2 separate regions of the Homo sapiens genome follow, and region 2 is linked to region 1. The links are chromatin loops, found by intact Hi-C in ENCODE. Cell type or tissue: right lobe of liver. All regions are shown on one strand. Links, peaks and the distances in the headings refer to the core of each region. The heading gives the core; the rest is flanking DNA. Region 1 overlaps GRIK4 (glutamate ionotropic receptor kainate type subunit 4). Region 2 overlaps GRIK4 (glutamate ionotropic receptor kainate type subunit 4).

Evidence for each region. Peaks named below come from ENCODE experiments on the same cell type or tissue, not always from the same donor. Only the 100,000 strongest peaks of a DNase experiment are listed, where the experiment ranks them.
Region 2: a loop joins it to region 1, with 1.9 times the contacts of the local background. A loop is called at or near these places in 2 of 110 quality-filtered maps.

The regions. Positions count from the first base shown.
Region 1 is chr11:120,603,745-120,615,438 of GRCh38, forward strand. All of the region lies in intron 1 of GRIK4 (glutamate ionotropic receptor kainate type subunit 4), which reads left to right. Among named protein-coding and RNA genes, the nearest start is that of GRIK4, 98 kb to the left of the region's middle. RefSeq lists enhancers at 5,238-5,961, 6,260-6,773, 9,279-9,618. In right lobe of liver, for the core only: no CTCF peak of the experiment used is centred there; DNase peaks (open chromatin) are centred at 5,357 and 9,417; H3K27me3 peaks cover 597 bases.
Region 2 is chr11:120,548,640-120,560,333 of GRCh38, forward strand. The region is part of intron 1 of GRIK4 (glutamate ionotropic receptor kainate type subunit 4); the gene reads left to right. Among named protein-coding and RNA genes, the nearest start is that of GRIK4, 43 kb to the left of the region's middle. RefSeq lists an enhancer at 1-45. In right lobe of liver, for the core only: no CTCF peak of the experiment used is centred there; no DNase peak of the experiment used is centred there.

The DNA of each region.
Region 1 (11,694 bases), core at 1,569-9,568:
GGGAAGGTTTGGCAATATCTGAGGACATTTTTGTTGCCACAAGTAGAGGGGGTGCTACTGGCACGTGGTGGGTGGAGGTGGGGGAAGCTGCTAACATCCTACAATGCATAGGGCAGCCCTGCCACAAAGAATGATCTAGCCCCTGGCCGGGTGCGGTGGCTCATGCCTATAACCCCAGCACTTTGGGAGGCCGAGGAAGGCGGATCACGAGGTCAGGAGATCGAGACCATCCTGGCTAACACGGTGAAACCCCGTCTCTACTAAAAATACAAAAAAAATTAGCCAGGCGTGGTGGCGGGCACCTGTAGCCCCAGCTACTCGGGAGGCTGAGGCAGGAGAATGGCATGAACCCAGGAGGCGAAGCTTGCAGTGAGCCGAGATCGCGCCACTGCACTCCAGCCTGGGCGACAGAGCGAGACTCCTTCTCAAAAAAAAAAAAAAAAAAAAAAAAAAGAATGATCTGCCCCCCTTCGTTTGGAAGCTACTAACATTCTACAGTGCACAGGGCAGCCCTGCCACAAAGAATGATCTGGCCCCAGATGCCAGAGGTGCCGAGGTGTGGGGAGCCCTCTGTTAGCAGGTGGTACCCCCTGGGCATCGCATTGCTTTTCCTATCTCAGGAAGGCATGAACTAAATAAAGGTAACACTCATCTTGGTCAGGAATGGGGAAGCACCGTTTGGACAAAGCTAACTATGCTACCAAGGTGGCTTTCCAGATGGGCTGGCCGGCAGGTTTAAGACCTCACTGGGCTTGTGCCCAGACCTGGGAAGTTAAAGTCAGATAGGAGAGGGTCACAGTCATCGCCCAGCAGTGGGAACTGTGACCTGAAGACAAATACAGACAGGGGAGGATTTCATGAGAAAAGAGAACATGGGAGTGGTGAGAAACAGCAGAAGCCCTGTCCCAGGAAGGGGCCAGCCAGCCCCTGTTAGCGATAAGCCAGAGCTGGAGAAAACAGAATCAAGATCCAGATAGATTTACAGGGCTGCATTGGTGGTTCCCAAATCTGCCTCTTTGTCAGAGTCATCCAGAGAGCTTTAATAAGAGAAAACAATGTGTATGGCCAGACCTTGCCTCAGACTTACTTGGAATGGCCAGAAGTGGGGCCTGGAAGTCTGATATATATATGTATTTGAGACAGGGTCTCACTCTGTTGCCCAGGCCAGAGTGCAGTGGTATGATCATGGCTCACTACAGCCTCTACCTTTTGGCTTTAAGAAATTATCCTGTCTCAGCCTCCCGAGTAGCCGGGACCACTGGTGTGCACCACCGTACCTGCCTAATTTTTAATGTTGCCCAGGCTGGTCTTGAACTCCTGGGCTCAAGCAACCTCCCGCCTTGACCTCCCAAAGTATTGAGATTACAGACGTGAGCCAGTGCGCACAGCACAGCCAAGTCTGAATTTTAAAAAACTTTCCAAGTGATACTGATGACTGGCCAAGTTAGGGACCCCTGGGAAAGATGAACGTGTTACTTGTCAGTGATGGCTGTTAAATATCAAAACGAGTATTTGAGGGAGGCTAGGCACCAGCATCACTCATGCAATAAAGTGTTTGAAGACTTGACACTGCTCTGCCCTTACAACAGTAGGTGGGCCAGTCTCCTGCCCTCTCCAAGTGTACAGAATAGAATTAGGCACAGGGGACAAAATCTCTCTGAGCCTCATTTTCCTCATCAGTTAAATAAGACAAATACTACTTACAGCATGGGGTCTTTGCGAGGATGACATCAAGAAGCAGTGTGACAGCCATCAGCAAGTTCCCAGCTTAGCGTCTGAGTGGGGTGGGTCCTCTGTAGCTGTTGTCCATGGCTTTTGCTGCAAGAGCTTCCTCTTTCAGTCCAAATTCTACATGGGTTGTGGTTCTACCTTGTGTCAGGGACATTCCAGGCCCTGGAGGATATTGAAGTGAGGGAGGCCTTGTTTTCATCCTCAGAGAGCTTACAGCATAGCAGGGAGGTAGATGTGTAAAACCCCCTGCCCTTCAGCCACGCTGGGCACAGAGCGTGGAGAGGTGGCACAAGCTTGCCGTGGGCCTGGTGCAAGAGGGATCATGGGTCAGGGAAGCTGCTTAAATGGAATTCCAAAGGAAGTTACAGGGTTTTGGTAGGATGGAGAAAGTTCTTTAGTTGTGCCAGGTCAATGAGGCTGGTGGGCAGCAGGGAAAGACCGCACAGGCGGTGGCTGGGGAGAGGGTGTACCTGGGGTCTCTATGCCTTTTCTAATAGGCTTCTTGTTCTTGCCCTCTTTTTCTCTCTTTCCTCCCATCTCCCTTCCTGAGAAATGATACCCTTCAGGTGCAGACACTTGAAAAAGTTCATCTGCTTGGTGCTTGATTTATCATTCAAACCTTCAGTAACTGATTTCCAGTCTCATAAAATATTAAATACGTCCATTTATTGAATATCGCATTTTGATATGTTTTGACGCCTCATTTGCCACTGAAGTCAAGGACAGATTCACGTTTTTCATGGCATGGGGCCCAGATTTGTCCTCGTACAGTGTTGTATTAAATCCCCTCCCCACGCCCCTCCTCTGCAGACCCACGCTCCTCAGCGTCTCACTTGAGCAGCCACCCTGACGGCCCAGTTGGCATGGACCATGGCAGGCCCAGGGCAGAATGGCCACATGTATCATCCCCAGGGAGAGTTATTTACATAGCGCTGTAAACATTTGTGGAAGGAAAGACAAGGTCTCTGCCAGACATCTCTAGATTCCGCATCAGACAGTGGCCAAGCCAGGGGTAGAGCCCGAGGGGAGAAACTGTGTCCTCCCACAGGCCTGTGAGCACACTCATTCCGTCCATTCATCTGCTCATGCTGGCAACTGAGGTTTAAGAAGCACCTACTAAGTGTTAGATACTGAGCTAGGCCCTGGGGATTTTACGATGGAAAGCTGTTGTGCATGAGAGTGCCGCAGGTGTTGGGGGAGAAGTGTGTCGTTAGGAGCTGTGAGCATGGAGAGGAGGGCATGCAGTTCTCCCACGGAGGTGACTGGGAGTGATGGGGCCGTGGAAAGACTTTAGAGAAGGAACAGCCCTTGAGCTCAGGCTTCAGCTAAGAATGAGTTTGCAGATGGCCGAGGAGGATAAGGGCGTTCCAGTCAGGGCGTGCTGCTGGAGCAGTGGCATGGAGGGGAATCTGCATGTTTTGAGGCTGGGTGCTATTCTGTATGGCTGGGGATGGAGGGTTCCGGAGGGGCCTGGTAGGAGTTTAGGGTGGCCAGGAGGTAAGAGCAGGTCACAGAGGGCTTAGAAGCCACAAAGGTGATGGAATTTGGGTGGTCTCCTGGAGATGGCAAGGGAATGCCACAATTCATTGGATGAGAGGATGGTTTGGAGCAGGGCAAGACCAGAGGCAAGGATGCCAGTTGGGAGGCTCGGCTCAGTGGTCCAGGTGAGAAATGAGGAGGAGGAGGAGGACAGGCTTCGGGGAGACATTCAGGAAGTGGACTGCATGGTGGTGACCGGTTCAGTATTGGTGGGCCCTTAGGCTGGGTTTCCCCAAAAGTACACCCTGAGAAAATGACTTGTATTGTAACGGGTTTGGTTGAGGGGCGATCATGGGAATCAGCAATGGCACAGTGAGGCAGGGAGGGGCACCTGTGTTTAGCACCACAGCACGTTGGTGTGCAGGAGGCCGGGAGAAGGCCTTCATGAAGAGAGCCCAGGTGCTTGCAGCTTGGGGAAGGGGCTGGGGCAGGGCCCTGTGGGCATCTGCACGGTGGGTGAGGGGAGGGAGGAGTCAAGTCTGATTCCCAGGACCACACGTTGGGTGGAAATGCCATTCAGATAGAAAGAATTTGGGGGAGTGGCCATTTGGGGGCAGAAAGGGGATGACAAATTCAGCTTTGCCATGTTGAGTTTGGGGTGCCTGTAAGCTGGCCACATGGAAGCACCCAGCAGGAAGTTGATTGATGGGGTGTGGAATCCAGGAGAGGGGTGTGGGCGTGAGACACAGATTTGGGCTTTATTTGGGTAGAGATGCAGCCAAAGCCACGGGCCCAGATTGTGTCACTTATAGTCACTTAAGAAGAGCAGAGAGCAGATGAGAGAGGAAAGAGCTGGGAAACACAGGAATTTATAGAACAATCTGGGGAAGAAAGCCTGGCAAGTCAACTGAGGAGCAACTGGAGAAGGTGGAGGGAAAAACGAGGGCAGGTGAGACCCTGGATTCCAGGGGGTGGTTGCCAGTTGGAAGAGATTGGAAAAGACAGTGGCTGCCGAGAGGAGTCAAATCAGGTGAGGGTGGAAAAGCTTTCGCTGGGCAATGAGGAGGTCATGGGGCTTTTGCAGGGAATGTTTTCAGTCGTGTGGTAAGGAGCAGAAGCCAGAGAGGCAGCTGTACGAGGTTTTTGAGCAAGGAAGTGTCAAGGTCAAAGTGGCATTTTAGAAGATGATTCTGGAAAAGGTGTGTAAGGTCAGAGATAGGAGAGGCTGAGGTCAGGAGGCCAGCAATGAGGCTGCTGCAGGCTTCCAGCCAGCTGGGAGTGCAGCAGTGAGCTTAGAGAATGTGGGAGGCTTGCTTGAGTCCAGGAGTTTGAGACCAGCCTGGACAATGCAGTGAGACCCCATCTATACAAAAAGTATAGGAAGAAAAGGAGAAATCTGGGAGGCGGAGTGCAAGGAATACTTGCTAAGACTCAAAATCACTAGGCTAAGAGGACACATTTACAAAGGCTCTTGGGGCCAGCCCCACTGGCCACACTCTGTGTGTGTGTGCACGCATGTGTATTTTTCAGGGCTAAATGCTGTCATCAGTAACACAGTCTCTGCCCCTACCCATACTGAGAGGTGACCTTGGTTGTGATCCTCACCCCTCTAGGGCTTTTTCCTCATTGTGGAGGAAGCAGTGACCCCCCTTCTAAGTTGTGAGACTCACAAGAATGATGCCTTTCAAAGCACTGTGTAGGTTGTGATGAAGCATATGGGTTTTTAACTACGGTGCAAACAACTGTCAGGGCTTGTGTCTCTGCAGGGCCCAGAAGGTGCCCCAGAAGCTGACCCTGCTACCTCCTGCCCTGCTCCTCTGCCCCCAGCCCCACCCTTCTGGAAGCGCCTGTGTCTCCTGACCTTGGATGCTCCTTCTTCAAGGTGGATAGGCCTGGCTGGCTGGCGGCCTGTGGATACAAAAGTGACCTGCCAGCAGGAGCCTTTTTTTCTTTCCTCTTCCATTCAGAGCTAGTCTGCAACCCACTGGCAGGGAGAGTGTTGAATCTGATTTGCTGAAATACAATAGCAGATTGATTTTGTAGCCACCAGTGCCTGTAACAAATTCCAAGTGAAGTTTGGATTGCACAATTGTGGGGTAATGACATTTTAATTGCATGTCATATTTAGTCTGGCTCAATCTGAAGCCTGGGGTGGAGGCCCAACCCTGCGTGCTCCCAGCGCCTCCCCTCCTGCTTCAGTTGGGCCTGTTTGGTCCCTCTCAGAGTTTTCTCTCTTTCCCCCAGCCCCTCCCACCTCGGGGATCTGGGTGCAGGCAGGTGGGGGTGAAGTCGAAGACAGTTCTGGGCTTGCATCTGTTTCAGACTTTTTTTTTTTTAGAGCTGTTTGTTTTTGCCATCTTGCCGTGTTGCCCAGGGTGACCTCAAACTCCTGGGCTCCTCTGATCTTCCTGCCTCAGCCTCCCAAGTAGCTGGGACCATGGTCATGTGCCTCCACTCCTGGCTGTTTGAGACATTTTCCCCCTTTCCCCTTTCCCAAAGGTAGCTTTCCCTACCTTTGTTTTTCCCTCTCTGCTTTCCCTTTTCCCCCATCTTTGCAGTTGCTTTTTTTTTTTTTTTTTTTTTTTTTTTTGAGACAGAGTTTTGCTCTGTTGCCCAGGCTGGAGGTCTCGGTTCACTGCAACCTCCGCCTCCCAGGTTCCAGCAATTCTCCTGCCTCAGCCTCCTGAGTAGCTGGGACTACAGGTGCGTGCCACCTGCCTGGCTAATTTTTGTATTTTTAGTACAGATGCGGTTTCACCATGTTGGCCAGGCTGGTCTCGAACTCCTGACCTCAGGTGATCCATCTGCCTCGGCCTCCCAAATTGCTGGGATTACAGGCATGAGCCATACGCCCAGCCTGCACATCTTAATGGACCTGCCTTCTACCCCTTTCTCCTTCTACTGCTTTTTCTTTCCTCTTCTACACTTGGTTTTCCTGTCCCTCCTTTCCTCGGCTCTCTCCACTAACCTGCTGTGTGATCTTGGACATGTCACTTCCCCTCTCCGAGCCCCAGTCCTCTCATTTATGAAATGCAGGGCTTAGACTGATTGGTCTCTGTGAGCCTTTGATATGCATGGGATTCCTCCTTGTGTGCATCCCTCCTTCCCTCCCCATCTGCCTTCTCCTGTCTCTCGCTTCTTGGTTTCGCTTTGTTTTTATGGCGATGCTCGGAGCAGGAGTCTCTCATTCCACAATACAGGTGGAGGCCTGGACTGCCTATTATGATCCGTGAGCCTTCCACAGGAGAGTGACTCAGTGAGGAGCTGATTTGCTCCCTTCCCCCAGAACAGCCAAGTAATTGAAGAAAACATGAATGTTAATGATGCATTTAGCGTTTGGAAGTTAGAGGGGTGATTAATATGTTGTAAGTTGTATATTAACACCTTCACAGTGGCATAATGAAGACAAAATATACACTCAGAGATGAGATTGTTTATTCTTGTGTGCAGCACTCCTGGATGCCAACCCCCTAAGCCTCGGAACACGTGGCATGGCTGTGTGTTGCTGGGAGAGGGTGGCCGCAGGGATGGTGTCTGGCTTCGTGGTTTCTGCTGATGAGCTCTCTCACCTGTCCTGGGGCTGGCCCAGGCAGCCGGAGTGGAGGGTGGAGAGCACAGTGGGCTGGGGGCTTGGAGTCTGTGAGAGACCAGATGGTAGGGGACACTGTCATTCAGGAGTGGCATGCCCAGAAGACAGTGCAGCATGTTCTTTGTGGTCTGCGGAGCTCACTCTAAGTTTTCAAAGGAACGACAGGATAGGAGAAGTGAAGGGAGGATGCAGGAAATAGGAAATGCCTGCAGTGTCTTGAGCTTCAGGAACTCTGGGATTTGCCCATTCTGCCCTAGGGAGGTCCCCCTCCCCAGCAAGGGGATTCTTGCTACAGGTTATGCCTAGTGAGTCACAAGCCTGGGTGCAAGCAAAACATGTTGATTGGAAACTCTCTGACCAGGTTCTGTATTGGTGCTCAGGCCTTTTACATGAGAACCACAGAGTCTCAGAATGTCAGCGCAGGAAGAGCCTTGAAAGAACGTCCGGCCCATGTCCTGTCGTTTTCAACAGGAAACCAAGGCCCAGTGAGCGGACAAGACTTTGATTTGGATTGACAGCTCGAGGCAGAACCAGGAGAGGGTCAGCTCACCTTCGTTCAGCCCCTGGGACTCTAGATTGGGGTGCAGAGATCTAGGGACTCTGGCCCCTCGATGACTCCCTTGGCCCATTTGTCCAGGAGGCCACATAGGAACTCCACCCAGTAGCTCCAAAGTGTGGAATAGCGGATAGGATGTAGAGAGATTTGAATCCTAGCTCTGCTGATTACTGGATGTGTGGCTGTGAGAAAGTGGTTTCATCTCTTCGGGCCTTAGTATCTCCATCTGTCAAAGAGGAACAATAATATTTAATATGCAGTATAATTGTAAGGATCACTTGCATCCTGAACACACACACTAAAAAATGATTAGCATTAACGTGTGCGTGTCTGCATGCATGCACGTGTGTGTGTGAAATACCAAGTACAGTTTCTGGCAAAAGACAAGGAAGGCGCTCAAAAAATGGTGATAATGGTGTATCATAATTGTTACTGTTATCATCATGATTTGCTTTCACGGCTGCAGCCTGCACACCCAGCTCTCATCTGTTCTTCAAGATTCATTTTAGTCACCCTTCCTCCGTGCATAATCCCTCACTGCCCACTACCCCAGTCTCAGTTCAGCACACTCCTGTGTGTGGTATAACCCTTCATCCATCTCTTGTTGGTGGAGTTTGCTTGTCTCTCTCCCCCATCTGCCTATAAGCTCGGTGGGGGCGGAGACTGTGCCTCCTCCCTTCCCCCGCAGCATCAGTGTTCCTGAAATGTTCATTGGACGGATGAGTGCTCTAATTCCAGGCCTGGTGCGCCCCACCTGGGATGAAGCCAGTGCGTGTGAACCTGCTAGCTTCTGATTTCTTAAGATGAATCCTGAGTTCTTTTGTGCAGTGCAGGGAGTGCTGTGCTTTTGGGTTGAGGGCACCCCCTCCTAGGGATAGAAAGTTGGTGACCCCTTACCTCCTTGCAGGGCCGATTGTAACTTAGGTCCTGCTGCTTCCACAAAGCCTTCCCTAGTAATTCCATCTTTTCTGTACCGCTCCTGTAATACTTAATTCATTCTTCTCCTGACATGCTTGTCATACTTTACCTTGTCCTGTATCACTTACTTATGTGATGTATCTCCTTTGCGATACACCTCGTATCTATCCCTGTGGGACAACTCGTCCGCCCGTGAACCACCATGGGTCCATCTATAGTAGACTTTACCATTGGTAGAGTTTAAATGGCACTTTGTTGAATGAATGAATGATAAATTTCCTACTATATTTGTAGTGTGGAAGCCTGTTCAGCTGTTATCTCATTGTAATGCTAGTTTTTCTCATTATCCATTCTACATTCCGTGAGAGCAAGGATTTTACTAAATACTTCTGTGTCCTCATAATACTGGGCAGATAATTTAATGGGTAATTAATTACTGATTGATTTCCTTAAATTTTCTATCCTATTAAGACTTTTGAGGCAAAAAAAAAAAAAAATCTTATTAGCCTTGTTAAGGGGTGCCAACATTTGAAAGAATTGACTAAGCCTGAGTCCCTATGATGAAACGTATAGCATGTGGGATTCCCCATGACAGGTGGAAATCCAAAGGGTTTTTCTGATCATTTCCTGAAAGCCACTGATGACTTCACTGAAGGCAAAAGATCTCAGTTAAAGGGAATTATTAGACTTGACACTAGAAGTTGTCAGTGTAGCCCTCATTATCGGGCTACTTTGTGGTGGATGGGAACTGGCTTTGGGGCTTTGTCTGTGACAGGAGAGTGCTCCCTGCTGACTCTGGGTGGGTCAGACAGAGGCCATACCAGAGCTCTGAGCTTCCACCGTGTGTAGAGCCCTGAGCGGGGCAGGGAACACAGGGACAAAGAGGAGTGAGGTAGGTAGGGGAGGAGGGTCATGGGCACATGGTGCAAACCCGAGTGTGTGTGTGAGAAAAAAGCATTTCTAATCAGTGACCCTCGTATTAAGCAGGGTTCTGTGTGTGAGTGGTGGGGTTGCTGGGATAAAGAGCCATTTGAGGCTGGAGGGCTGGTCTCTGCCATTGGGGTCTTGGCTGGTGAGAATGAGGATGATTACTCATATCCATGTGTCGTTGTGACTCAGAGAGCTCGGGTTCTGGAGTTGGAGAGACCAAAGTTCACAGCTGAGCCCAGCTGCTGCTTAGCTGATTGGCCTTGGGTAAGTTCCTCACACTTTCTGTTTCTTCTTCTCTTGTGTGGGGTATCATAATAACTGCTTCCTGTTTCTCTGTGTCTTGTACAAGAAGACATGCCCCCACAGTGGGACTAGCACTCAGGTCTTGTCAATTCTTGTCCTGTGCTTTCTATACCCTTCAGCCAAGGGAAGGGGGGCTGTCTGCTTAATTAGCTGATGTTGATAAGAGCTTTGGAGATACAAAGCTCTTGATAAGAGCTAATCCCCTTAATCTGTGTGGGGCTGATGTGTGCATGTGTTGTACAAGGCAAATAGCACTGGGGGGATTGACCAGGAATGCAGGGCAGCACACGGAGTGTGCATGTGTTTGCGTGTGTGCATGTGTACACATTGTTCTTGCTCCCTTGAAAGGTGCTGCAGACATGATGTGCAGGGATTCATGCCTCAGATGGAGCTTGGAGGAGATGCCCTCCGTGTTTTTCCATCCCCAAAATGCTGTGATTCTATCCTTGATTGGAAGGTGGCTCCAGGTCCTGGGGCAGGGAAGCTCCTGAGCTCTGCAGGAGCGTCTGTGTGGTCCAAGGGAAGGATTTAAGAGCCCAGAGTCAGGTGTGGGGTGAGCTTTCTGCACACTGCCCTGCTCACTGTCTCAGGGTGCTGAGGCATTTAAAAATTGTCCTGATAATCCTTCTGGCAAAGTTGCCAGCCCTACTATAGCCTAGAAAAGAGGAATCTGTGAACTCAAAGACATGCTGTTCTGTTTTGACTCAGCAATGGGCAATCTGTTTTCTCCCAGGAGTTTGGTCTTAACCTTAGGTTATCAATTGGTTCACCCTGCCCTCTGTTCCCTCCCCTCTGCATATGTAAGCTCAGCCTGCATCCTCTCTCGCTTCCTTCTGTGAACCTTCCCTGCAGGCAGTGATGGGGACAGGCCCTCAGTGCAGTGCCTGGCCTGCCCCCCATGTAGGCGTGGCTCCCCCAGAAACAGACCCCAAGTGAAGACAGAAGTAAGTGCAAGTGGTTATGTGGTTGGTGGTCCTGGGAACCACACAGAAAGGGGGTTATGGTTTTTTAAAAGTGCACTCATTTGCCTGATAGAAGAGTGGAGAAGTGAGACAGGGAAGGGAAAGAAGACCATAAAACTGTGGCCACCCGGGGCCCAATCCCACTGGGGCACAGTGGGAGAGTATGGCCACTAGCTAGGGTCTAGCACTTGGGGCCTGTCCCATGTGCATGGGCTGCATGAGCTCCAGAGACCAGAAAGTTCTTGGATGAGACAGAGGTGCCTGCATCTGGAGGCCCCCGGATCAGCGAGTGTGAGAGAAGTGGACATGGCCCCACAGCTGCTCCTGGCCAATCTGAACTACTGCATCCTAGACCCAGGCTTGGCCATTGCAGTGAAGACATCTCCTGTGGCTGTAACCCCACTCAGATGTACATGCCAGCTACCCTACGGTTCTAGGAGCATTTTTGCAATTTTTATTTCTTGGAAGACACTGGCAGTGATCTGATTTATTAAAACTGTAAGTTGGCTGGGCGCGGTGGCTCACGTCTGTAATCCCAGCACTTTGGGAGGCCAAGGCGGGTGGATCATGAGGTCAGGAGATCGAGACCATCCTGGCTAACATGGTGAAACCCCGTCTCTACTAACAATACAAAAAATTATCCGGGTGTGGTGGCGGGCGCTTGTAGTCCCAGCTACTCGGGAGGCTGAGGCAGGAGAATGGTGTGAACCCAGGAGGCGGAGCTTGCAGTGAGCTGAGATCGCGCCACTGCACTCCAGCCTGGGCAACAAAGCAAGACTCAATCTCAAAACAAAACAAAACAAAAAACAAAACAAACAAACAAACAAAAACCGTAAGCAAATATGCATTCATCGTGGGTTTCGTTTGTGTCAGGCACCATGCTAGGTGCTTTTTCTGTGTATCTCATCTTGGTCCTTTTGATATCCCATGAAGCAGGTGTTGTTATTCTTGTTTGCTATTTGAGGCAACTGAGGCAGAGAGTGGTTAAGTGAGTTTATGCAGCTTGTAGGAGGCCGATTGAGGCCCTGAACCTAGTACCATACCATCTTTCCTGGCTGCGCTCACCATCTGAGAGCTTGGTTCTGCCAAATGGCACTTCACAAAGCATTGAGCGGGTTGGGTGGGCTACTTCTGTGGGCCTCCTGTGTATAGACACCAAAAATAAGATTCAATCCAACTAAAAGCCTGTTAATTATGCCCCAAAAATATGGATTGAAGGGTACCTG
Region 2 (11,694 bases), core at 2,520-10,519, 54 kb before region 1:
GACCTCTGGTGGCAGCTGGGAGGATTTTGGACAGGGAAGATTTCTGTGCCCTGTATGACAGTTCCAGAGCAAACACCCCAGAGCAGAGGCACATCTGTCTGTGGGGCTGCCTACCCCAGCTCCGAGACCCCTTCATTTTACACACAAAACCCTGAAATCCCAAGAGGTGAAGTAATCCATCACACTCGCTCAGCAGAAGGGGCCGAATCTGCAGGGTAGAGAGGGCTGTCTTGCACAGGAGGGCACTTCTGCTCAGGGCATATGTTCCCTGTGAGAATCTGAGACCATACGGTGCCTGTCTGATGTGTGGGCCTGGCTTGGCCTCAGGCAGGCTTGACCTAGCTCCAGGCAGGCCCAGGACACAGCACCTCGTGCATGACCAGGTTTCCCCTCTTCCTGGCTTTGTCATCCCAGGCAGCTGTGGTATGAAGGGGGCTCTGAAGGATGCCTGTTTCCTGGCTGTTTTTTTTTTTCACTGAGACAGAGTCTTGCCTTGTTGCCCAGGCTGGAGTGCAGTGGCGTGATCTCAGCTCACTGCAACCTCTGCTTCCTGGGTTCAAGCAATTCTACTGCCTCAGCCTCCCAAGTAGCTGGGATTACAGGCACACGCCACTACACCTGGCTAATTTTTGTATATATTTTTTTTTAAGTAAAGTCGGGCTTTCACCATGTTGGCCAGGCTGGTCTCAAACTCTTGACCTCATGATGCACCCACCTTGGACTCCCAAAGTGCTGGAATTATAGGCGTGAGCCACCGCGCCCGGCCTTGGCTGTTCTTTAATAGAAGGAACATGTCCCCGTGTGGTACCATTGTTGATGTGGACAGACACACACACTAACAAACAAGGAGTGAGCCCTTCACGGGGGGCTGCAGTGGCACCTGTGTGCAGGCCCCTTTCCTGTAAGAGGTGAGGGCAGAGACAGGATAGGGAGGGGCACAGCAGGCACCCCCTCCCGGAGCCTGGCTAGGGCGTGTGCAACAGTAAAACGCTGCTCAGCTCACAGCAGGGGCCTGGGACAAGACAAGCAGAGGCTGAGGGCGGGTCGTGGGCCCCTGGGAGATCTGGGGTGCAGAGAAGGAGTGGGAGAGGTGGGCAGCTGCTGCAGACAGGGGACACAATGGAATCCTCAAGGAGGACAGAGCCCCTAGGGACCAAGGAATCAACTGAACGGCCAGGCTGCTGCCAGTCTATGCAGCCCCTTTGTGGCCCTTAGAAAAAGGCTATGCTGGATGTTGAGATGTGAACCTGCGAGGTAGACGGCAGCCTCAGCCATTTTGCTATCAATAAATTACTCTTTATCATTTAAGGCAGTTTGAGTTGCGTTTTCTGTCACTTGCAAGGGGTTTGGTTCTAAGTGCAATGAAAAGCCATTAAAGGAATTTGAGCAGAGGGATCCCATGGTCTGATTTACATTTTAACAGAATTGCTGTGGCTGCCTGGTTGCGGGGAATGGGCGGCAGAGGGTCAGGAGTGGGAGTGGGAGGCTATTCAGGAGGCTGGTGCAGCGTCACAGGGGGAAGAAGGGGCTTACACCCAGGGGTGGTGGCAGAGCAGACAGATGCAATGGTGCTGGTGCCTTTGGACTTGGCATCCCAGGTTGCTGCTGCCGCAGGGCTGAAAGGAAGAGGTGGATCAAGGATCTGGAGTGAGTGGGAGGAGGATGGGGCTGTTAGATGAGACTGAGTAAGAACAGGGGTTGGTGGGGGTGGGGTGAGTTGGGGGGTGGGGTGGGGTTCTCCTTTGAGCCGATGCTGATTAGACAACTCAGCAGAGAGATGGCGTCAGCAGTTGGATATCATCAGTCTCTCGGCAGGGTGAAGGGTCAGGGCTGGAGATGTAATCTGGGAGTCATCGGTGTTTAAGAGGAAAGGAAGAGGCAATGTAGGAGGGGATACAGATATTGAGGAGGGGCAGAGGATGGCATTCTGGGGTATGCCAATGTTAGAGTCGGGCAGAGGCGGGGAGCCCTGCAGTGGACATGGAGGAGGAGTGGCCAGGGAGGAGGCAAGCCAGGGTGGATGTGGCGCCACAGACAGGACAGAGGCCAGGTGAGTCCTGAGGCCCCGGGAGTCACACGGGAGAAGCATACAGACATGAGTGGAGGGTTTGACAACAGTGAGGTGGTCACTGGTGACCTGGATAAGAAGCCAGACTGGGGTGGTTGGAGAGTGAGTGGGAGGAGAGGAACGGAGGAGTGGGCACAAACCGTTCTTTGAGGAGTACTGTGCACAGGAGCAGGTGCACAGAGCAGTGGCTGGATGGGCATGCAGGGCTGAGTGGGGTCTTTCATTTGTAAGGGCAGGAGACAGCGGAGCATGCATGAGTGCACAGTGAAGGGCATGATCTAATGTGGGGGTATTCATGGATAACTCAGAACAGAAGGGTGACTTCCAGAATGAAGGCCTTGAGAAGGTCAGGGGCTGGGATTCACGAGACGAATGGTTTGGCCTCTTATGGGAGCAGGAACACTTCTCCCAACATACATGGAGGGAGGGCAGAGAACATGAGATGAGAGTGAGGGAAGCCGGTAGATTTGGTGGTGGGAAGTTAACGAGTTCCTGTTTGCTTTTGTATATGTATGTTTTCATCCCCGGTCCCTGGCTCATAACTCCCATAGCCCTTGTTACTGTAAACAGAATCTCTCTGTCTCTGACCTTCTCCTGCCCGCTTTTCACCTGCCCAAGGCAAGACTCTGATCTGACTATGGGTCATGAAACCTTTATTCCAGAGTGGGTCCCGCCCTCATACCCAGGAGGAAGGAATGCTGCAGAGAGAGGCCAAGAAGAATCTGAACAGGCAGGCCGTTCTGCATCCAGATCATACCCTTTTTGTCCAATTAAATTTTTACATGGTTGTTGGCCGGGCATGGTGGCTTGTGCCTGCAATCCCAGCACTTTGGGAGGCTGAGGTGGGCAGATTGCTCGATACCAGGAGTTCAAGACTAGCCTGGCCAATGTGGCGAAACCCTGTCTCTACTAAAAATACAAAAATTAGCTGGGCGTGGTGGTGGGCGCCTTTAGTCCCAACTGCTCGGGAGGCTGAGGCAGGAGAATCGATTGAACCTGGGAGGCAGAGGTTGCAGTGAGCCGAGATCACACCGTTGCACTCCAGCCTGGGAAACAGAGTGAGACTCTGTAAAATAAATAAATAAATAAATAAATAAATAAAATTTTATGTGGTTAACAGTCACGTCTATCCAATGAAGTCTCCATAAAAGGCCCAGGAGGACCAGGTTCTGGGAGCTTCTGGATAGCTGAACACGTGGCGGTTCCTGGAGGGTGGTGCCTGGGGAGGGCATATAAGCCCTGCGGCCCTTCCCCCATACCTCACCCTACGTATCTCTTCATCTGTATCCTTTGTAATATCCTTTATAATAAACTGTAAACATAAGTAAGTGTTTCCCTGAGCTCTGTGAGCCACTCCAGCAAATTAATCAAACTCAAAGAGTAGGTGGGTGGTGGGAATCTCAACTTGAAGCTGGGTGGCCAGAATTTCCCCCGGGGCCTGGACTTGCAACTGGTGTCTGGCTGTGGAGGGCAGTCTTGGGACTGAGCCCTCACCCAGTGGGATCTGAGTTTATCTCCAGGTAGACAGTGTTGGAGTTGAATTGGAGGATACCCCATTGGTGTCTGCTGCAGAGCTGATTGCTTGATGGTGGGGAGAACCCCCCACCCCACCCCCACACATTTGGTCACAGAAGTCTTCTGTGTTGGGGATTGTTGGGATGGAGAGCAGAGGAAAAACAATTTGAGGGCTTTCCCCAACACCTTGTTTTCTGATGGATGGAGAGACAAGGCAATGAGCTGAGGGTGTTGGGGAGGCTGAGGTGCAGGGAAAAGCATACCATGGCAGCCTGAGGGAATAAAGTGACAACTTTACTGCGTCTGTAGGGAGGGCACAGGATGCTGTTGAGGGCCTGGCTAGAGCTTGTGGTTGTAAGTTGAAAATGCAAGGAGTCAAACTGGCTTTGTGGTTTTCTACAGGAACGTTCAGTCGCTGGTGCAGGCATGGAGAGGGTGGATAGCTGGGTTTAGCTCGACTTGGGATTTAGCCAGGGGAGTAAAAAAGAAGGGAGAGGCCAGGCGTGGTGGCTCATGCCTGTAATCCCAGCACTTTGGGAGGCCAAGGCGGGTGGATCACCTGAGGTAAGGGGTTAGAGACCGGCCTGGCCAACATGGTGAAACCCTGTCTCTACTAAAAATACAAAAGTTAGCTGGGCGTGGTGGCAGGTGCCTGTAATCCCAGCTACTCGGGAGGCTGAGGCAGGAGAATCACTGGAACCCGGGAGGCAGAGGTTGCAGTGAGCCAAGATCATGCCACTGCATTACAGCGTGGGGGACAGAGTGAGACTCCGTCTCAAAAAAAGAAAAAAAAAAAAAAAAGAAGGGAGGAAGGGACAAAGGATTGGGGTTATCTGCAAAGGAGAGATTAGAGTGGGCTGTAATTATGCATCTCCAGTTACCTTCTAGATAGAAAAGATGCTGGATATAAAGATTTGGGGCCATCGGCCCATAGGCAGTAGGTAAAGGGTTTGGATGAACTTGCCCAGCCAGTGTGTGTGTGGAGTGACAAGGAACAGGGCCAGTGGTGAAACTCTGAGAGTCAGTGTTGGAGGGTCCAGGACAGGAGCCTTCTGAAGAGACAGGGGAACAGGAGGAAACCAGGAGATGTGGCACTGGGGACACCCAGAGGAAGGAAGAGTGGGAGGAGGGGCCAACCCTGTCATATGCCACTAGGAAGTCACGGGAGGCTGGGATCTATCATTCCAAAGCCACTGTTGACCAAGGGGAGAACATTTTCAGAGGAGAAGTGGGGAGTGGGCTAGAGTGAAGAAGGAAAGGGAGGATGTGGAAAGAGAGGGGAACAAAAGGGATTTAAAGTCTCTGAACTTGCAGGAACTTGACCTGGGCCTGGAAAAATGAGAAACTGGTTCATTTTCCAAGAGGCTGTAGGGAAAAGAAGGTTTGACCTGAACTCAGGGGTTATATTTGGAACTCGCAAACTGCACTTGGCCTCCTCAGGGCCTGGAGCTGTGAGCAGAGAGCCCTATGGGCCTGGGGAGGGGAGGGGAAGTTAAAAGGGGTTAGGGAGCAGGCTGGGGGTGCAGACTGCAGCACTGCTGGATGCAGAGCAAGCCCAGGAGCTGTAAATTGCCTGCCTGTATGTCACTTGTGCCCTGAGATGTCTCTCTCCGGAGTAGAGTGTGCCCTCTCAATGCTGACAGAGTGGAGGGGGACAGAGGAGGACTGGGAAGGTTCAAGTCACAGTGTCAAGGTCAGGCTTTAAAACAGAGAAGCCTCCTGAGACTTGGCAGGATTTAAAAAAACAAAACAGAGAAGCCACTTTGGAGGCTGGTGCAGATGAGACTAAGATGGATTTGGGGACACTTGTGGATGATGTTAAAGGTTCCACACCCCTACCCACTCACACCCCCACCCACTCACACCCCCACCCACAGCATCTATAGTAGCCCTGTGCTGTAGGCACCCATAAGGCTGCCTAAGTGAAAGGCAGATGAATAGATGAAGTTTCAAAACTGGAGTTGGGCCCAAATGGGACCAGCAAAAATATCTGTTAAGTCTACAGATGAGTTTCTGAACCCAGGATATCATTGGCAGACAAGGTTTATGTTCTAAAACCGCTCTGGATAGATGCTGGTAGCAATTAACTATCTTTAGCTGTGAAAGCCCATGCAGCATCTCCTGGCGTAGTAAGTGCAGGTGGGGTCAGGCCTCAGCATTGGATGACGATGTCTCCCAACCTTGCAGCCCCTGCATGGGCTCCTGCCTCCGCTTAGGTGTTTTCCTGGGACTTTCTCTCCACACTCCCCAAACTGGTGAGTGGTATGAAGTCAAGGGGAGAGGTTTGGCTTCCTTTTCCTTCCAGTCTCTCTCTGTCGCTCTCTTTTTTTCTTTTTCTTTTTCTTTTTTTTTTTGAGACAGGAGCTCGCCCTGTCGCCCAGGCTGGAGTTCAGTGGCGCGATCTCTGCTCATTGCAACCTCCGCCTCCCGGGTTCAAGCGATTCTCTTGCCTCAGCCTCCAGAGCAGCTGGGATTACAGACGCCCGCCACCATGCCTGGCTGATTTTTGTGTTTTTAGTAGAGACGGAGTTTCACCATGTTAGCCAGGCTGGTCTCGAACTCCTGGTCTCAAGTGATCTGCCTGCCTTGGCCTCCCAAAATGCTGGGATTACAGGCGTGAGCCACCGCGCCTGGCCCCTTCCAGTCTCTTGAGAGTCAGTTGGAGAGTCCATGTGCATCTGTTCCCCTCTTTCCAAATGAGGAATGTCTGCCCTGCCTGGTGGGTGTGGTGAGGACGGCACTGGAGGAGGTAGGCAGAGGGAGACCGCAACCACACTCCCACACAGGCATCCCGTAAAGGTAGTCCATGCGAGTCCACAGAAGCTGGTTGCCTCTGAAGCCTGTGAGGCATGAGAAGGCGCTCTGCAGCCCGAGACCACAGGCTGCTGCCCAGATGTCCTCCAGGCCCTGCACGCGCAGGTCACCATGTTATCTATCCATGTTTCCCATGACTTCAGGCTTAACTCCTGCAAATGGAGGCGGCATGCCCCAGAGAGCCCTATGCTTTTTGCTGGCTGTCCAAAAGCAAAACCCAGCAAGTGGCTTCCTGTTTATGCATTAGGTCTGGGAGCTCTCATTACTGGCTGGTGAACCAGAAGCCACTGTGAGGCAGCAAGGGCCAGATGAGAAGTGGAAACGTGGCTCTGGAGCTGACACAGCAGGCATAGGTCTGGCTTTTGTTTCTCCAAGTCTGATTTGCATAGAGCTTGCTAAAAAAGCTTTCTACCGGGCTGCTTATGTACTCGCCGAGCCAGCATTCACACACTTTCTCCTCTTCACTCAGTAAAATTTGCTCTGGGGCTGAGGCTGCCACCAGATGCACACAGCGGTCGTCTTCTCCCTCACGGTCCGCCTGCCTTTCCCGACCTACCCACTTCTGGGGAGTTTCTTATCTGGCAAATGGGACCGAGACACATCCAATGCCCAGGTGGTGAGGTGGAGGAGGGGCAGAGGGGAGGTCTGCCCTCCTTCTGCCCAGGGTCCTTTCGACTTCTCAGGAAAGCTGCGGGTGGCACAAAGTTTGCAAATTCCTTTTACTTCATCCTTGTCCTCAGAGGCCTTGGGGCTTCTTCCCACCGTCATTATTGATGTCCCTGCCACCAAGAATCATGGCCATGCTGGGGCCACGCGTCTTGGGAGCAACAGAAAATGCCTTGTCTTGGATGTGACAACTGGGGCAATGACCAGGTTGACACAGGCACTTCTCACCACAGACAGGTCATATTTCTAATGGTTTACTTACATGTTAGACTGTCGGCTACTTGAAACCAGTTCTTCTCATGGAAATGCATTTTCAGGAGGTGGCAAGGTTGCCATGCCAGCACACAGAGCGCCGTCTAATGTGGGTTAGAGGGAATGATCACCTGGTAGGGAGGGCAGCTTTAGGTCAAGGTTTACATTGAAGAGAAGATGGCGGGGAGTGCTGGTAAGCCTGGGGGAGGGAAGGATCAGTGTCCCCCGGCCCCTGTCACAGCGCAGTCCAGGAGGGAATTCATGCATGCATGCATTCACCCATGAGTCCTTTCTTTGTCTCATACCCCATTTCCAGTTCCTCAGTCTTGTTTGTTCTGCCCTCAAAAATACCCCAAATCTAACCACTTGTCACCTTCTGCTCACTCCCATCCTCATCCAGACCACCTGTCCTCTCTCCACTCCCCCAGTCTGTTCTTCACATCACAGCCAGAGTAAAGCTTTTAAAATGTAAGTCAGATCAAGTCATTTCGCAAGGATAACTCCACATGCATCCGGGAGGCAGCACCTACCTGCCCTCCACCCCTGACCCCAGTCAGTGCCACTCACCTCCTGCCACTCCAGAGGGGTGCGTTTAGGGTTTCTTGGGTGCGCCTACGTTCTTTTGGATCAGCCTGGTTTCCTTTCGGCCCACCTGATCTCTCTAAGACCCCAGGGTCCTCAACTTACTGGGTAACACCTGTCTTGGGAATGGGCTTAACCCGTCCTTTGCTTTAGGAGGAAAAAAAAGCACCCTCCTGTCACCTCCTGCATATACACAAGAGGAACACGTTTTTAAAACTGTGCTCCATAGGTTCATAATTACAGTAATCCATCTCCTCTCCGTTCCTTCCTTAATTGTGACTGGCAGTCACGTCCCCGCCCTCTATGTCAGTTGAGCTCAACTCTGCGCGGGGCCTCTCATTCCTCCTCATTAGTCAGTCTCCTTCCCCTCGCCTTGTCACCCTTACCTGGGTTCTGGCCTCCCTCCTGACAGCGGGCAGCTGCTTGCCTCCCTTTCTTGGTGTGAGTTAACATCCCTCCTGAGCTGACCCGTCCAGTCTCCTCCTGCCCACAGAAGGCACCGACCTCTGACTCCTGCTGCAAACCTGGCCTGACTGAGGCTTCTGTTACCCTGACTCACAGCAGGCAGCTTGTCCTTGGAGCCTGCTTGATGGCAGCATTCAGGGACCCAGGGCTGACTGTCTTTCTCTTGTGGCTCCATTAGTGCACTGGAGGACCGGATAGAATTCAGAAGGAGCCCCTCCCTTGCCTCTCCTGTCCCCCCCGAGGACTCTCGTGTTCAGCACACCATCCCTTCCCTCTGCCTGCAGTCTTTCTGCTGCACGCTCTAGGTCCGCTGCCTTGGGGGAAGAAAACGGTACCTCCTGCCATCCAGTCTCCTCACAGGCTGTGCCTGCCCTGGCTGCTGCTGTCCTGTCCACCGCAGCCTCTTCTCTTGACCACTTGTTTGCAGTTTCCCAGCCTCTCCTGCTGTCTGGGTGATGGGAGTACTCAGCCAAGACAATCTGAATTAATTTTGCAAGTAAAATTTCATCAGACGACCTATCTAGCGCTTCCCTAAATCAAGACGTATTACATCTCATGTGTGCCCTGAGCCCATTCATCATGTTAAGTCAGCCCCTGAAATACCAGCCAGGCTCAGGCTGAAAATGAGCAGCATTCTCGTCTGAATCTGGAAGGGGTCTTCTTTATCCCCAGATTTGCCACGAGAGAGGCTTCTGTCAGCTCTTTTGCTGGTGATAACATCAAGAAGTAATCGGGCCGGGCGCGGTGGCTCACGCCTGTAATCCCAGCACTTTGGGAGGCCGAGGCAGGCGGATCACGAGGTCAGGAGATCGAGACCAGCTTGGCTAACACGGTGAAACTCCGTCTCTACTAAAAATACAAAAAAAATTAGCTGGGCGCGGTGGCGGGCGCCTGTAGTCCCAGCTACTCGGGAGGCTGAGGCAGGAGAATGGCGTGAACCAGGGAGGCGGAGCTTGCAGTGAGCCGAGATTGGGCCACTGCAGTCCAGCCTGGGCGACAGAGCGAGACTCCGTCTCAAAAAAAAAAAAAAAAAAAAAAAAAGAAGTAATCGACAGTGGTCCTTAGAGTCAGAGTCAAGGGACCTGAAACAGAATCTCTGTTTTGACACTTACAAGCTGTGCAACTTTGAGCAAGTTACTTAACCTCTCTGAGCCTCAGTTTTCTTATGTGTAAAATGGAAATAATATCTACTTGAGAGGGCTGTTATGAGGTTAAATGAGATAAAGCACATGAAGTGTCAGTACTATAGTAGGTATTCTATAATGTCAGCTCCTTTTCCTATATGAAGTAAGTTAAAACCCTCAGGCTGTGCACGGTGGCTCACGCCTGTAATCCCAGCACTTTGGGAGGCCGAGGTGGGCGGATCATGATGTCAGGAGATTGAGACCATCCTGGCCAACATGGTGAAACCCTGTCTCTACGAAAAATTCAAAAAAATTAGCTGGGTGTGGTGGTGTGCGCCTGTAGTCCCAGCTACTCGGGAGGCTGAAGCAGGAGAATCGCTTGAACCCAGGATGCAGAGGTTGCAGTGAGCTGAGATCACGCCACTGAACTCCAGCCTGGGCGACAGAGCGAGACTCCGTCTCAAAAACCAAACCAAACCAAAACAAAACAAAAAAAACCCTCACAGATGTGTTCAGTTCTGACAGTTGTGCTGATGAAGGCACACACAAGAGACAGGCATTTATACACAACATAAATGATGGAAAATTAACAAAGTGAGTAGATTATATACAAGTGACAATTGCGCGTATTTAGTTTATAGAGAGGGTTGGGGGGCATTTTAGGTTCACACTGAACGTGAGCAAGAGTTTTCCCCTTCTGGACATGGTATGGGTTGCATAGATTGGACCTTCTCTTGTGTCTTACTCTTTTTTTTGCTCTGGCTCATTACCAGTGAATGTTGGTTTTACCCAGACTGCTGAGATCCTTGATAAGGCCTCACCATGGTGATGCTGAAGGGCACTCATATTTTTGCTGTGTTTATTCTTCCCGTCATCTTCCCTGGCAGCAAGTGACCAGAGCTATTTAGGACCAGGCCAAGGGAGATGGAGAAGCCTTCTCTGTTCTCAGCTGGGGGTTGGCTGCTGACAACTTAGATTAGGACCCTTTCTTGAGAAGCCCAGGAGTGGTGACCTTCGTGGCATAGCAAAGGCCTGCTGAGGCTACTAGGTGGCAATTCTGCCCTAAGCTTGGCCTCAAAGGAGCTGGGGAAGTGAGATCCATGGTTCCCCAGGACTAGCTTTGGAGGGGTCCCAGACTCCCTCGCTTCGGCTAATCTCTTGGCTGTGGATAAATGAGCTCGTGGGCACCAGCATCCTGGTGACAGCCATCCTTTGTTGGGTGCTTACCCATGCTGGGCACTGAGCAGAGTGGGCCAGACAGAACCTATTCCTGTCCACCAGGGACTCCTAGTCCTGACCAGCTGGATGTTTCATTACACATTGGAATCTGTATTTCAGCTGGCATCTCAGGAGAATCTAACTTACCTCTTTCATCACCAAAACATTAACAAAAATTATTTTGGCCACTTTAATGAAATATTTCTATCCAAATGGATATAAGAAAAGTATGCAGGCCTTCCAAAACAACATGCACAGAACATGGTTTGATCATTTTTTCATTACTCAGGGTCATTATTATAAACACCAGCTACTACCTGTGCACTAATAGACACTTCTGGGGCAAGTAGGTGATTCTGTTTTCCCACACACCAAGTGGCCCAAGACTGCTGACTTCTTGAGTTCTTTATCACCTTTTTATGTTTTCCTCTTCATTTTGTCAGTTGCCTCTTACTTTTGCCAGCATGCCTGCCTCTTCTGTGTTCTGCGTTTAATGCATATTAACTGTATCTGCATTACACCAGCAGCGAGAGGAGACAGGCCTATTAGAGGGAGGCCTGAGAGGGAGGCCTGAGAGGGTCTCTCTGGTTTGTTTTGAGGTCTTCTGGTTTCCTTCTGTATCTCAGGAGAAAGTTGAGTCCCTAGCAGTGACATTCCTGTACTCCTTGTGTTGGTGTGGCATTGTTTTGAATATATGCCCAGTTTTCCAAGCAGATTTTTTTTTTTGAGACAGTCTCACTCTATTGCCCAGGCTGGAGTGCAGTGTTGCGATCTTGGATCACTGCAACCTCCACCTCCGGGTTCAAGGGATTCTCATGCCTCAGCCTCCCAAGTAGCTGGGATTGTAGGTGTGTGCCACCACGCCCGGCTAATTTTTTTGGTATTTTTAGTAGAGATGGTGTTTCACCATGTTGGCCAGGCTGGTCTCAAACTCCCGACCTCAGGTGATCCACCTGCCTTGGCCTCCCAAAGTGCTAGGATTACAGGAGT